Regions from separate parts of the Homo sapiens genome. Here region 2 is linked to region 1. Evidence: read pairs that join two places in POLR2A ChIA-PET (ENCODE). Cell type or tissue: CD4-positive, alpha-beta T cell. All regions are shown on one strand. Links, peaks and the distances in the headings refer to the core of each region. The heading gives the core; the rest is flanking DNA.

Region 1 (7,693 bases), core at 2,019-6,018:
ACTAAAAATACAAAAATTAGCTGGGCGTGGTGGTGCGTGCCTGTAATCCCAACTACTTGGGAGGCTGAGGCAGGAGAATCGCTTGAACCCGGGAGGCAGAGGTTGCAGTGAGCCAAGATCGAGTCACTGCACTCCTGCCTAGCGACAGAGCAAGACTCTGTCTCAAAAAAAAAAAAAAAAAAAAGCAGGGGCTTGGAAAAATATTTGTATATTCATGTTCATAGCAGCATTTGTCACAATAGCCAGAAGGTGGAGGCAACTCAAATGTCCATTGACGGGTGAATGGATAAACAAAATACAGATAAATTGGTATATATGTACAAGGGAATACTGTGCAGCCTTAAAAGGGAAAGCAATCCTGTAACATACTACAACACAGGTGGACCTTGAGGACCCATCACAAAAGGACAAATTCTGTAGGATTCCACTGACATGAGGGACCTAGAGTAGTCACGTTCATAGAGACAGAAAGTAGAATGATGGCTGCCAGGGGCTTGGGGCCAGGGATATGGGGAGTTGTTGTTTCATGGATACAATTTTCATTTTCAAAGATGAAGAGTGTTCTTGAGATTGGTTGAATAATAATGTGAATGTATCTTACTAAACTGTACATTTGAAAATGGCTGCACTGGTTCATGCCTGTAATCCCAACATTTTGGGAGGCTGAGACAGGAGGATGGCTTGAGCCCAGGAGTTTGAGACCAGCCTCTACAGAATTTGTCCTTTTGTGACTGGCTTATTTCACTCAGCATAAGGTCCTCAAGGTTCACTAGTGTAGCTTGTCACAGGATTACCTTCCTTTTTAAGGCTGCATAGTATTCCCTTGTGGGTATATACCACAGTTAAACCAGGCTGTCACTGTAATTAGAGCCTCTGCTCCACCAACTAATCATTTGGCAGTAGAGCCTTTTATTTGTCCTTATCTTTCGTTCAAACTTCCCCCTATTCCCCAGTTGTTTGCTTCTGATGGTATCTGATTCTAAGTAACTGCATGTTCTTTCTATACTCTATATAGTTTATTCATTTATTTATTCTATTGAGTGACTTTTATGTGTCAGGCACTATTCTGGATGCTGAGGCTACAACAACCATTAAAAAACAGACCAAAATTCCTGCCCTTTTTGCTTCCCCCTTTCCAGAGCCTCTCCTCTCCTCCTGGCCTTTCTCAGTTGTGTTTTTCTCCAGGCCTCTCAAATGCTAGTCTTTCTTGAGGAATGAAAAGCAAGCACACAAGTTTATACTTTTAAATATGCAAAATATTAAAGAGAACTTTTCCAAAATCATTTTCTCTCCTTCCTCCCTTCCTCCTTCCCTCCCTCTCTTCCTTCTTTCCTTCCTTTTTAACAGTCTTGTTCTGTAGCCCAGGCTGGAGTGCAATGGCGTGATCTTGGCTCACTGCAACCTCCACCTCCCAGGTTCAAGTGATTCTCATTTTATTTTTTCTGATTCTCATTTTATTTTTTCTGATTCTCATTTTATTTTTTTTCTAATGTAAGAAATACATGCTGTCCGGGCGAGGTGGCTCACACCTATAATCTCAGCACTTTGGGAGGCCGAGGTGGGAGGATCACTTGAGCCCAGGTTTTCGAGAACAGCCTGGGCAACATAGTGAGACCTTGTCTCTACAAAAAAGAAAAAATTAACCAGATGTGGCAGCACGTCCCTATAGTCCCAGCTACTTGGGAGGCTGAGGTGGGAGGATCACCTGAGTCCAGGAAGTCCAGGCTGCACTCCAGCCTGGGTGACAGAGAGAGCCCTGTCTCAAAAAAAAAGAAAAAACAAAAGTTTATTGCAGTTACATAGGATGAATAAGTCCGAGGGATCTGATTACACACACACACACACACACACACACACACACACACACAAGATGAGATGGACACGTTAATCAGCTTGACTTTAATATCAGTTCATGATGTATATATAATAAAAAATGCTCATTGTCAAAGAACAACTCAAATAATATAGAGTAGAAAAAAATGAAAAATCAAGTAGAGATACCCACTTACCCATTGATAATGCTTTGATATCTCTTCCTTTCGAGGCGCTCATACTTGTATGGACAAATGTGTCACCAGGCAGCTTAACTTCAAAGTGCATTTTAAAACTTTTTTTTTGTCTTGAATTTCAAGATATAACCTGGAAGCAAACTGTAGAAACCTTTTCCCTTAGCCTTAAAACAGACTCCATGACCCTCCTTTTCTCACGATATATACTCCCTTCACATTTATCTAATTGTATACTAGTATCTAATTGTGCCTTCCTAGAACTTCCAGGCACTAATCTTGAGACAGACAGACCAAGCCTGGAGACCCAGCTGCAAAATTCCAGAGATGACTTCAAGGCAGCTAGTTAACAACCTGGCCATTGTTGAGATGACGCCAGCCCACACACCAGGTGGACTGGGACCCAAGAGAGCCACCAGAACGAGACACACATATGTTGTATTTACCACAGTTCTTGAATGCCTTGCTTATCAAATTTTCCCTTTTTAAACCCCTGCCTTCCCCTCAAAAATTGAAGTGGTTGCTTTGGATGGGAATCTGGCTGCTTTCCCTTTACTAGGTTTTTTTTGACAGCGTCTCACCCTGTCACCAGGCTGGAGTGCAGTGGTGCGATCTTGGCTCACTGCAACCTTCGCCTCCCGGGTTAAAGCCATTCTCCCTGCCTCAGCCTCCCGAATAGCTGGGATTACAGGTGCCTGCCATCACGCCTGGCTAATATTTGTATTTTTTAGGAGAGACGGGGTTTTGCCATGTCGGCTAGGCTGGTCTTGAACTCCTGACCTCAGGTGATCTGCCCACCTTGGCCTCCCAAAGTGCTGGGATTACAGGCATGAGCCACCGCGCCCGGCCCCTTTACTAGTTTTGGATAATGAAATCACTTTCTTTCTACCAGACCTTGCTCTTGTTAATTGGACTCTGCAAGCAGCAAGCATCCACACCTGCATTCGGTTACATAGGGACCAAAATTGCATAGTATAATGCTGTTCTGGAATGCTGTTGTTTTACTTAGCTATATTGGAACAGAAATTAAAAGAAATTAAAGAATGTGTGAGCAAAAACTCAGTTACATGTAAAAAACCCAATTCCCCCTGAAGAAGAGAAAGAGCTGGAGTCCTTTAAAATCAACTGCCTGTTTTTCTGTGGCTAGTGAGCCTTCTCTCTCCCTTTCCCAGGCATTGTGAAGACTGTTTCTCTAGCTATGCAGCTGTAAGGTCACTAGACAGATAATCTCAAGTCATAAAACATGTTGTTCCTTAAAAAGTAAAAAGTAATATAATGCATGTCTCAGTTAAATAACTGTCTTTGCTTCTCGTTTCTATAATAGGCTTCCCCCTGCACAGATCTCCCCTCGCCCCACAAAATGCTTAAAAGGTAGCTTGACTCTTTGTTCAAGGCTCAGTCCTTTAAATGTTAATCCGACTCGGTCGGTGCATCTAAATAATTGAATAATTCCTCCTCAACCCCTCGGTCTCTCTGATTCTTTAATTATCCCACTGCATTTCTGGTGGCCCGTACAGGAACTGGAGACGACAGATTTACTGTCTCCTTTGCCTGGGGGACTTAGGGCCCTGGGGCTCGGGGAGACCCGGCATCCAAGGCGCGCCATGGGGGAGCTTCACCTGGATGGAGACTGGCTCTCCCCGCGTCCCAGTGCCCTGCCCGGCAGCGCAACAGAACCGGAGACTGGGCTGCAGGACGATACCAGCACTTCAGGAACCACGGTAAGGAAAAAAGGCCCAAGGCAGGAAAGCCCGTCTCATAGGGGCGAAGGGGAGCTTGATCACCTCCCGGGGACCAATCACTAATCCAACCCAGAGTGGCTGGGGGGCGGCAGGAATGGCCTGCCAATTTGGATGAAGCTTGTGTCCCCACTAATAAGGTGGAAAGGAGAAAATAGGCCGATAGAGCGGCAAGTGCAGCAAGGAAGAGCTTGCTGGCACTCTTGCCACCCGAACTGGGAGTGGGTATGTGCGTGTGAACCTACCCGGGACATGAGAGAGGCTCGTTTCGTCCAATGAGGAGTCCTGGGGTAGGAGTGGTGTGTGTATGTGTGTGAATGTGGGAGCCTAACTAGGCTCACCCGGCACATGGAGAGGCCTGTTTCATCCGATGAGGAGTCCTGGGGTAGGGGAGGTGTGTGAAAGTGTGTGAAAGAGATGGTCTCGGGAGAGGCCAACGCGGGGAGTGACGAGGGGAGGCACAGATCCCTTAGTGCGGGTTGTGTTCCGAGGCCAGTGTGGGGGAAACCAGACCTAGAACGTTGTATACGGCTGATAGGACCAGGTCCACCGCTGCAGCAGGCTGTGAGAGGGGAAGGCACGTTCCTGGCTAAGCAGCGTCCAAAACTCCCGTAATAGGACCCAGTCTGGTGGACCCGAGAGTAAAAGTGAGAGTGAAAGTGCGCCGCAAGGGAGGAAATGGGAGGAAAAGCGTCGAAACCAACTCCTTTGGAGTGCATGATAAAAAAATTTTTAAAAAGGATTTAGAGGTGATTATGGGATGAAACTGGATGCTCAAAATTTAAGGACATACTGTGAATTAGAATAGCCCTCTTTTAGTGTTGGACGACTGGCCGAAGGCACTACAGAGAAATTGGCCGTGTGTTTTAAGGTGGTGACTAGGGTTGGAGGACCACCAGGGCATTCAGACCTAGTCTTTGTATTGATTCATGGCTAAATGAATGCAGCCCTGCCTAGCAGTTTATTGTAGAACGCTCGCAGCTCATGGCGAGAGACACCAGCTGTGCTGGCAGCTACAGAGTTAAAGGGAAAGTCACAGAGCCTTGTAACTCCACAAGTAAAAAGTGAAAAGTAAAAGCCAAAAGTGAAAGTAAAAATCAGCTGTGCCAGGAACTATGGAGACAAAAGAAAAGTCTCAGGAAAGAGAAAACTGGTTTTGCAAGAACCACAGAAGGGAATAAAGACCCCTCCTCCCTACATTCCAATCTACCCCCCTTTACCAAGGCTAACTGCCCCTAAGGAGTTAAGTTCAAAGAAATACAGGCTCCCAGAAGAAAAAATCAGAGCTCCAGGAAGTTAAAGTGAAAGGTTACAAAAAAGTCAGGCAGGCCGTCTCAGGTCTGGCCGTGCCCAAGTTATGCTTATGCCTCTTAAGAGGACAAAAGGACCCCCACTAGGACCCAGATGATGCAGTCCAGCTTCAACCCCTACAAAATTGCCGAGAAGCACTTCTGCCAAAGGCTAAAGGATGGTAAAAGAAAAAGGTAACCAATATATATATATATATAAAAAAAATCTCAGAGGTGCTCCAGGGTGCAGATAAAAGCACCAACCAGTTTTAAAAAAGACTTTGTGGGCATTTTGGTTGTACACTCCGTTTAACTCTAAGGCTGCTGAAAATCAGCACGTGGTGGATACAGCATTTGTAAGACAGGCCCAAGGAGATATCCGGCATACATTGCAGAAGTTAGAAGCTCCGTAGGCGTGAATGCTACTCAGCTTATTAAGGTGGCTACCAAGGTGTACATTAACTGAGATCAAGAGGCAAAAAAGAAAGCTGATCGGAGGCTTAAGAAAGGCTAATTTACTAGCAGCAGCCCTTACAGGAAGAGAAGCTGGCTTTGCAAGGAGGCAGGGACGTGGGCGTGAACACAGTCGTGGAAAAGGCTAGTCTGGACAGGAGTTTGAAAGCCGGCCGAGGCTAGAGAGAGATTAATGCGGACAGTGCAAAAGGAAAGGACACTAGAAGGATAAATGTCAAAAGAATAAGGAAAATGGTCAATGGTCTAACACCCGAGTGCAGCGTTCGGTTGCTAGTTGTCATGCTTCAAAGGCAGATCCTGATCTGATCGGCTTAGCGGGGGCTGAGAATTTAGAGGACTGATAGACCGGGCTCCATCCTTTTAGGCCCCGGGGAGCCTATAGTCTCTATGGAAGTAGGGGGCCAATTAATGGATTTTTTGGTCGATACTGGTGCTGATTTCTCTGTGGTAACTCACCAATTAGTCCCCCCACAAAGAACTGTGCTACTATCGTAGGGGCTACTGGCGCCAAAGAAAAGAGGCCTTTTTGCAAATCCAGGAGATGTATTATTGGGGGACAAAAAGTGCAGCATGAGTTTCTATATATGCCAAATTATCCAGTGCCCTTGTTGAAAAGAGACTTACTCCAGAAACTGCAGGCACAAATCTCCTTTACACCTAAAGAGAATATGACACTAGAGTTTAGAAAGTTTAAGGCAATGGTTTTGACTATAACTGTCTCAAGAACTGAGAAATGGCGGCTCTATAAACTGTGTGCCAGAAGGCCACTGGAGGCGGACCTACACAATATGCGGGGAATGCTTTTCAAGGTACCAGGTGTATGGACCGAGCACAACCTCCCTGGACTTGCTGCAAACAGACCCCCGGTCGTAGTAGAGCTTAGCCCTTATGTTCCCCGGTACAAGTCCGTCAATACCCACTACCCAGAGAGGCAATTGATGGCATAACGAAACATTTAAATCGGCTCTGTGAACATAGGATTATACTGAAATGCAAGTCCTCCTGGAATACTCCTCTGCTGCCTGTGCAGAAGCCAAATGGTGAATACAGGCCAGTTTACAAAGTGTCCAAGGACAAGGCAAAAGTCTTTTTTCAGCAGGTTGGATAGCTAAGATTCATGGTATCCCAAGGCCAGTGCAGGCTTGGAAGTGCACGCAAGGAGGCTGTAGGTGCATTGCCCACCCACAGGTCAGGGAATTTCTAGGTGCGGCGGGATTCTGCCGAATCTGGATTCCAAACTTCTCCCTTATAGCAAAGCCCTTATATGAGGCTACCAAAGGAAAAGAAAGAGAGCCCCTCCTATGGGAAAAGGAATAGGAAAAGGCCTTCAAAGATATAAACGAAGCTCTCATCCAAGCCCCGGCGCTAAGGTTGCCAGATATTAAAAAGCCCTTTTTTTGTATGTGAATAAACGAAAGGGAATGGCAGTCGGAGTCGTAACTCAGCTGGGCTCTTAGCATCGGCCGGTAACACACTTATCCAAGAGACTGGACTTGGTGGCCTTAGGTTGGCCCCACTGCCTCAGGGCGTTGGCAGCTACTGCAATCCTTCTAAAAGATGCCAACAAGCTAGCCCTAGGTCAGAAGTTAATAGTTCGGGTGCCACATGCTGTAGTCACCTTAATGGAGCAAAGAGGACATCATTGGCTGTCCAACTCTAGAATGCTAAAGTATCAAGGGCTTCTGTGTAAAAATCCCCAGATAACACTGGAGACTGTAAATACCTTGAACCCAGTTCCCCTGCTGCCTGTGGAGGAACCCGACTGGAAGGACGGTAGGTTGCCTCGCTGCTGGCAGGACCTTCTCCACTGTTGCCTAAATACGGTGGATGAAGTGTTCTCGAGCCAGGAAGATCTCAGAGATATCCTCCTTGGAGAGCCCAGATGTTGAATACTTCACTGATGGTAGCAGTTTCATAACAGATGGGGTACGATATGCAGGGTATGCCGTAGTGACCCAACACTCAGCAGTTGAGGCTCAAGCCTTACCTTCTGGGACTTCTGCTCAGAAGGCTGAATTAATAGCATTAACCGGATCACTGTTATTGGACAAGGGGAAGAAAGTAAATATATATACTGATTCAAGATATGCTTTTGCAACCCTGCATGCCCATGGGGCAACATGCAAAGAGAGAGGACTTTTGACTACTAAAGGAAAAAAAATTAAAAAAAAAAATAAAGAGGAAA
Region 2 (7,693 bases), core at 1,636-5,635, 92 kb before region 1:
TTCCCAAGAGAGGACAGGAACTATTGTCCCAAGTCAGCAGTGTGGTGAGCGGCACTCGCCAGAACCTGATGTTTCTAAGACGAAAAGGGGAACCCAGGACACTATTCAAGAGAGACTGGGGGAGGAAACTATTTTAGAGCAACAATTTCTTACTTTGGTGATGGTATGGAATGCTGTTTGGGATGCTTGCATGCTAGTTTCAGGGCACTGCTGCTATCTAGCACACATCATTTTTTTGGTCAGAATCTTCTACTACAACTTGTTATCTTACAATAATCTGCCAACACGATGAAACCTGCCAGGTCCTGGTTAGCATTATGGCAGCAATATGTGAGCTTCTCTGCAGAAAAGGGATAACAACATGCTTAAGCTATCTAATCCATTTAAGAAACAAAAAAGCTCACTCAGCTAAAAGTCACATGCAGGATGCTTTAAGTGCAGCCAGCTTGTCCATTAAATGTGAGCAGAAAACTGATCAAACCAACCCTCCATTTGGCCAAGCTGCTGCTCCACCTTCCCCTCTGCAAAACAGGCAGCATGTGTGTGATGGTGAGAGAGGCAGGTGGTGAGGAAGGGGAATAATATTCCCCCTTTATTAATTCAGAGGTAAGATGGAGATAGTCTGTAAAGCCCCAGACACTGTGGAGGGATCAGTTCATGGCTTCTCTCTGTAATGCCAGTCAGGAAATAAAAGTCTGAAGAGTCCTGATCCCGGCCCTGCCTTCCCCCTGCAGTTACTGCCCATTTCCTTACATCCTAACCTCACTCAGTCTTCTCAACAGAGACAGTCATGCTGTTTGAATAATCCTTAACAATAGAGCAATTACCTGCAAACTATATCAAAATCCGCAGGCCTGATACGAAAGTGTAAAATGGCATTAACAAGTATCTACTAGATAAGATTTTCCCTTCTGCATTCAAAGACTACAGACTCCAAGGATGTTAATTGTCTATGATATCTATAACAAAACGAAGTCAAAGAAGGAATTGGCATTTCTAAAAATCAAAAGAAACTTGGCTTCACTACGGAGTATCTAGAACTCATTATGTTCAGGAAAAAGGAATCCGTGATGGCAAGAACAAACAAACAAAAAAACCCACCAAGCCACCACAAAAAACAACTAACCAAGAAACAAAGGACATTCTAACTCTTGCAAAGAGAGAGAGCAGGCTTACCCTTTGAACACTTGTTGCTGTCCTCGGTCTAGCGCAGTGAGGGTGGCATCTTTAAGTATAGTCTTTAGCCCCTTATCCACGGAGACTTGGGCGATGCCTGCTCCCATCAGCCCTGCACCAAGAATAGCCAGATGCCTGCAAGGCAAGGATGAAATGACTTTCGGTAAACTGATCTTAATCATTTCAGTCAAAGTGGAAGATTGCCTAAGTTATTCAATAAACCAACTAATGCAGGCACAACTATAAGGTGTTTCAAATAATTTTTATTTATTAAAAACACAGCTTTAATAAATGATTGATCTTAAAAGTTAAGTGCAAAAACCCACCAGGTCTAAAAGAACTGGTCTACCCAAGAAGACAGAATTATACTAATCTTCAATCATGCTTCGAAATCACTGAAATCAAAACAACCAGTTTACATTTAAGTCAACATGAGTATTTTTGTTTTTCGAACAAAAAGACCAACCTCTTTTCTTATTGAACAACTTATTTGTTAGTGATTTTGACTATCTGCCAGTCATCTTTCTTTCTTTTTTTGAGAGACATGGTTTTGCTCCCTTACCCAGGCTGGAGTGCAGTGGTGCAATCCTAGGTTTACTGCAGCCTTGAACTCCTGGGTACAAGTGATCCTTCTGCCTCAGTCTCCTGAGTAGCTCGGACTAAAGGTGCATATCACCACTCCTGGCTAATTTTTAAGTTTTTTTGTAGATAGGGTCTCACTATGATGCCCAGGCTGGTCTCGAACTCCTGGCCTGGCCTCAAATGATCCTCCCACATCAGCCTCCCAAAGAGATGGGATTACAGGTGTGAGCCATCGTGTAATCTTTCATTTCCCCCAAAATCTGTGCCTTTATCACTCCTCGTCTGGATGAATTCAAAGTCTCCTCCATGGTCTCTTTGCTTCCAGACCTTATCCCTTCCTTAAACACTTCCACATATGCACATTGCTACCTTTTTTTGCCCCTGAATTCCTCTAGAACTTCTCAGGACGACTTGATTTACCCCAGAGTATCCTGGAATGGCTTCGTGTCCATTATTTGTCTCCTCAATTAAATTCTAAGCCTTTTGAGGACCAGAGATCATATCTGCTTATTCATTTTAGTTCCCTATAGTTCTGGAATAATTTGCCATATTCCCATAGTAAATAACTAAGAAAAATTTTTAAAGAATCTCTTCATAAAAGAAGCCCAAGTTTACAGCACTGTTATCCAAATTAGAGTTGAAATGAGGGATAAAGTTTCATTCTTAACCATTCTGATTGTAATGTTCAAAAATCATACTAAAGTCCTGAAAAGGAAATCTAACTTCAAGTCCTAGGAGCATCTTCTAAATGCAGCTTTGTAATGGTACAAATATTTATATGGTGAGTGATAAGTAATTGCAGGACAATGAGAAAATACAGTAGAGAAACAAAAAATAGGGACTGAAAAAAAAGACTGATACATTTGCTACATCAAAATTAAAAATTTCTGTTTTGGCTGGGCACAGTGGCTTACGCCTGTAATCCCAGCTCTTTCTTTGAGAGGCCAAGGCGGGCAGATCACAAGGTCAGGAGTTCAAGACCAACCTCACCAAAATACAAAAATAAAAAAATTAGCTGGGTTTGGTGGTGTGCACCTGTAATCCCAGCTACTCAAGAGGCTGAGGCAGGAAAATTGCTTCAACCTGGGAGGCGGAGGTTGCAGTGAGCTGATTGTGCCACTGCATTCCAGCCTAGGTGACAGAGTGAGACTCCATTTTTTTTAAAAAAAAAAATTCTGTTTGACAAATGAACCCACAAAATTAAGACAACCATAGAATGGGAAGAATTTGTGACATATACAGCAGACAAAGGATACTACTGGAAAAACAGAACATGCATATATCAATTTAAAAAGACAACGAAATAAAATGGGCAAGGGATATAAAGCAATTCATAAAAGAACAAAACAAATTGTCAGTAAAGATGCTCAATTTCAGCCAGGCACGGTAGCTCATGCCTGTAATCCTAACACTTTGGGAGGCCTAGGAGGGAGGATCGCTTGAGCTCAGGAGTTTGAAACCAGCCTGGGCAACACAGTGAGACCTCATCTCTATTATGAAAATAATAATAATAATAAAAAGATGTTCAATTTCCCTAATAACTGGGGCAATGCAAATTAAAATGAGATGCATCAGACTGGCAATTTTTTTTTTTTTTTTTTTAAGATGGAGTTTCACTCTTGCCGCCCAGGGTGGAGTACAACGGTGCGATCTCAGCTCATTGCAACCTCTGCCTCCCAGGTTCAAACGATCCTCCTGTCTCAGACTCCCGAGGAGCTGGGATTACAGGTGCCCACCACCACACCCAGCTAATTTTTGTATTTTTAGTAGAGATGGGGTTTCACCATGTTGGCCAGGCTGGTCTCGAACTCCTGACCTCAGGTGATCCACGCACCTCGGAATCCCAAAGTGCTGGGATTACAGGCGTAAGCCACCACACCTGGCCAAAAATTTTAAAGTATCAGTTAGGATGTACAAAAAATTAGTTCATGCATGGTTCACGGAAGTATACTTTGTCCTACTTTTGGGGGGGTTCTTTGGTTTTGTTAAAACCAAGAACTGCATACTGTATAACATAGTAATTCTACTCGTCATTATCTACTTTACAGAGATGGACTTATACACAAGATGACATGCTGTGATGAACAGCTATATAATAATGTTTGTAATGAAAAATTGTAACAGCCAGTAATTCGTCAACAGGGGATTAAAAGGAAGGAGTTACCTGATATGTACTAATCTACATCTCCAAGTCATATCACTGAGTAAAAAGTGCAAGCTACAGGATCCATACAGAAGGATTCCTTTTATGTTAAAACATACCATAAGTATAGGCCAGGCATGGTGGCACATGCCTATAATCGTAGTGCTTTGGGAGGATGAGGCAGGAGGACTGCTTGAGGCCAGAATTTTGAGATCAGCCTGGGCAACTTAGCAAGAACTCATCTCTACAAAATATTTGAAAATGAGCCGGGTGTGGTGGTATGTGCCTGTAGTCTCAGCTACTCAGGAGACAGAGGTGGGAAGACTGCTTGAGCCCAGGAGTTTAAGGTTATGGTGAGCTGTGATTATGCCATCGCACTCCAGCCGGGGTGACAGAATGAGACCCTGTCTCTAAAAAAACAAACCCACCCCTTTCCCCTAACAAAAAAAATCCCATAAACACAAAAGAGTATCTTATAATCTTATTTATGATAATTTTTTTGAAAGGAGAAAAAGAATGCATTATTTAGTAGGTTTTTTTTTTTTTTTTTGGTGGGAGGGCATTTGCTGGAATGTTAACTTTAGCTGTTAATAACAATAATAGTAAAATCTAAAACTGTGTTTAAAGCTTTTTTGGTATAACAGAATCCACAGCTAAAATATTACTCATTTCTTAACTGTTATGCTCCGCTTCATTAACACCAAAATTTTCATGATGGCTTTATAGTTGTTTAATATTTGTCTACAACAATGTAGAGTTAAATTAACACACTTCACAATCTACGGAATCCTTCTAATAAACATCTTCAGCACCCTTGAAATGACCCACTTGTGTAATTACCCAGCAGGCTAACATCTATGGTGCACGATGCTTTATAAGCCAACTGCTGGGTGACATGAACTTTTGAGGGTTGATTACACAGAAATGTTGTGATTTGAGGAATGCATAACATGGTACCTTGTCTGTATACTAATTTGTAGCTCAGTATTTTTTTTCATAAGTACTGCTCTTCACTTATTAGAACTGATGGAATGCGTTATTCATATGAAAGATTAATTTGTAAAGAGACAATAGATAAGGAATTCCAGTTATCATCCAAGGCAAGGGGGAAGGGGCCTAGAGAAATAATAGTGGAAGAATTACTGATAACTGGGAAAGCAGGAAGGGGGACACCCTATCTACAATGTTCATTATTCAATTTTCAGTTTAACATATTTTGCCTTGGGTATCTTATAGCTTATTCTTCATTTCTAAGATGATGCTAACTTTTTCTTCAATGTCTTTCCCAAGTTAGGTCAACTCCTATATTTATCCTGTTTTTCTGCCCATTTAGTTCTGAGTTTTTGAATTTTTGATTCAAGGCAGTTTTTTTTCTGATTTGCAAATGCTGATTTAAGAATATTTAAATCAAGTTCTGTTATAGTCTTCTTCTGCATTGTGGTTGTTTTTTGGGGGACAGAATTTTCATAAACTTCAGTATTCTGATTCTCATTTTCTCTTTTTTTCTTATATTAGCTTTTTGTGGGTGCTGTCTTTCTTTTTTGCATACTGACTACACAATACCACCTTTTCCAAGGGGTATTTTATTGTTACATGGAGATGTATACTACCTCCATACGACAATAAATGCTCAGGCAGGAGGAGTCTGGAGTTAATAAATTAAGACACTAGGTTTTTTAATTTAAGAGTACCCTCTTCTGTTGCAAAGTGCAGTTTCTTTAATTGACAGCATTCTTTGTGTACATGGAGGGATACGGTGGGGAGGGGTAGAAGTTGGTGTATCTAGGTTTTGTAATTTTGCAGGATGCTTCTCTGCCTTCTATTTATGCCGTGCACAGGGAATGGGTGGCTTTGTTTTCCTTATTAATCTGTTGATTTTTGTAGAATGTGTAAAGAGATACAGGTTTAAGTGGCCATAATTTTCCTCCTGCAACATGGAAGTAATTTACCCTGCTCATCGAATGCAAGGTACTATCAAGGTTAGGTGGAACAAATGCAATTGGCTCTTCAGATGGGATTGATAGCAGTCACTAAATGTTTGAGAGAAGCAGTTAAGGTTGTATTTCAGATTCTAATTGGAAATCAGCCCTCTTGGTTAGAATCTTACCTGTTTCACCCGGACTTCTTATCCATTTTATTTTGTATTTTGTATTTGTAATCTCATTAAAGGTGAGAGGATGGAGAAGGCAGTATCATTAGCTGCTTCTCTTAAATCCCCCACAGCAGTTCAGCTAGAACAGCTGAACCTCAGGACTACTGACATTTCGAACTGGATATTTCTTTATGGTGGGGACTATCTGTGCATTATAGGATGGTTAGCAGCATCCCTGGCCTCCACCCACAGATGCCAGTAGCATCCCTCCCTCCCTAGTTGTGACAACCAAAAATGTTCCCAGGCATTGTCAAATGTCCCCCTGGGAGGCAAAATTGTCCACGCTGAGAACCACAGAGCTACAAGTTGCATCATTAAACATAGACTCTGAAGAGCTATTAGGCAGCGTAATATGGAAAAAGGCTGGCTTATGGCAATACACATGAAAGAGGCAAACAGACTTTCCAATACTTAGGTTGTAAGCTAAAAGAAGGACAAGATTTTAACAATTACAATGAGGTTTTATGTTTTTTAATGAGGAAGAAGTGTGAGTTCCCAGAGATGACATCTCAAATCACAGGGAGAGAGATGATCATTGAACAGTGCAGAGGGAGTGTGTGGTTTGGGAAGGGGGACCTAAACCAGACTTCTAGGCAACATCAATATGTGACAAGAAAGCCTCTATAGGAATGACCAGAGGGGTTTGGAAAAAACTCAGAACAGGCAGAACTTTGAAAGCCAAAAAGTTTTTAGTAGACATAAGGGCTCAAATGTGCTCAGGAAAGAAGTTGAGGGCAAGACTGAATTAAGATACAGATCTAGCTCTGTAGATCTTCAAAGCCTCTGTGAACTTTGCACACAGTAAAATTCACAAGGGCTTCCTACGTAGAGTTTAACTTACTTAACATCCTTCTGTGGAGCTCCAAATTTATTCTTCTTGCACAGGACCTGACCATGGTAGAGTCCCATCAAGGCCTTTGATTCTTTGGTCATTACAAGCTCTCCAAATTTCTGAAAAGTAAAGGGGAATGAGAAAAGGTAGAACTTCACAGTCTAGGTTATATGGATTCCTTCAGTTCAGGTTCCTCTGAAGAGCAGAGGTAATGCATGTGAAGCCTGAGTCCCTGGGGATGCGGGGGAGTTTGGGGGTTCAGTGCTGCAGAAGTCTGTCTCTCACTGATGTGTCTTGTCTTTACTTGTCTTATCTGGAGCACTTTCCAACTACTGTGTTGAAGAAAGTTTTGGATATAACTAAGCTCTCAGATTCTTTACACCAGAGGTGTGGTAACCTTTTTCATAAAACTAGAGTCTCAGGGCCAAAATGAGCCTCCACAATCATCTCAAACCAACCCTCTCATTTTACAGATTGGGAAGAGGAGGTCCAAAGAAATGGAGTGACTTTGCTCAAGGCTATACTGCCTCAAAGTGGCAGAAATGGAACTTGAACCAAGACAGTATGACTCTGAACTCCAGTTCTTTTTTTTTGAGATGGAGTCTCGCACTGTCACCCAGGCTGGAGTGCAGTGGCACGATCTCGGCTCACTGCAAGCTCCGCCTCCCAGGTTCACGCCATTCTCCTGCCTCAGCCTCCTGAGTAGCTGCGCTACAGGTGCCCACCACCACGCCTGGCTAATTTTTTGTATCTGTAGTAGAGATGGGGTTTCACCGTGTTAGCCAGGATGGTCTCGATCTCCTGACCT

Evidence for each region. Peaks named below come from ENCODE experiments on the same cell type or tissue, not always from the same donor. Only the 100,000 strongest peaks of a DNase experiment are listed, where the experiment ranks them.
Region 2: POLR2A ChIA-PET joins it to region 1 with 5 read pairs; 3 of 35 experiments call an interaction of 5 or more read pairs at or near these places.

The regions. Positions count from the first base shown.
Region 1 is chr2:26,294,900-26,302,592 of GRCh38, forward strand. It overlaps LOC105374334 (a long non-coding RNA gene), which reads left to right and starts at 4,150. Exons shown (of 4, transcript XR_939853.3): 1 at 4,150-7,693. In CD4-positive, alpha-beta T cell, for the core only: no CTCF peak of the experiment used is centred there; DNase peaks (open chromatin) are centred at 4,002, 4,782, 5,102 and 5,432; H3K4me3 peaks cover 2,374 bases; H3K27ac peaks cover 2,185 bases.
Region 2 is chr2:26,202,886-26,210,578 of GRCh38, forward strand. It overlaps HADHA (hydroxyacyl-CoA dehydrogenase trifunctional multienzyme complex subunit alpha), which reads right to left. Exons shown (of 20, transcript NM_000182.5): 11 at 6,895-7,004; 12 at 1,177-1,311. It also overlaps a transcript of GAREM2 not described here. Among named protein-coding and RNA genes, the nearest start is that of GAREM2, 34 kb to the left of the region's middle. In CD4-positive, alpha-beta T cell, for the core only: no CTCF peak of the experiment used is centred there; no DNase peak of the experiment used is centred there.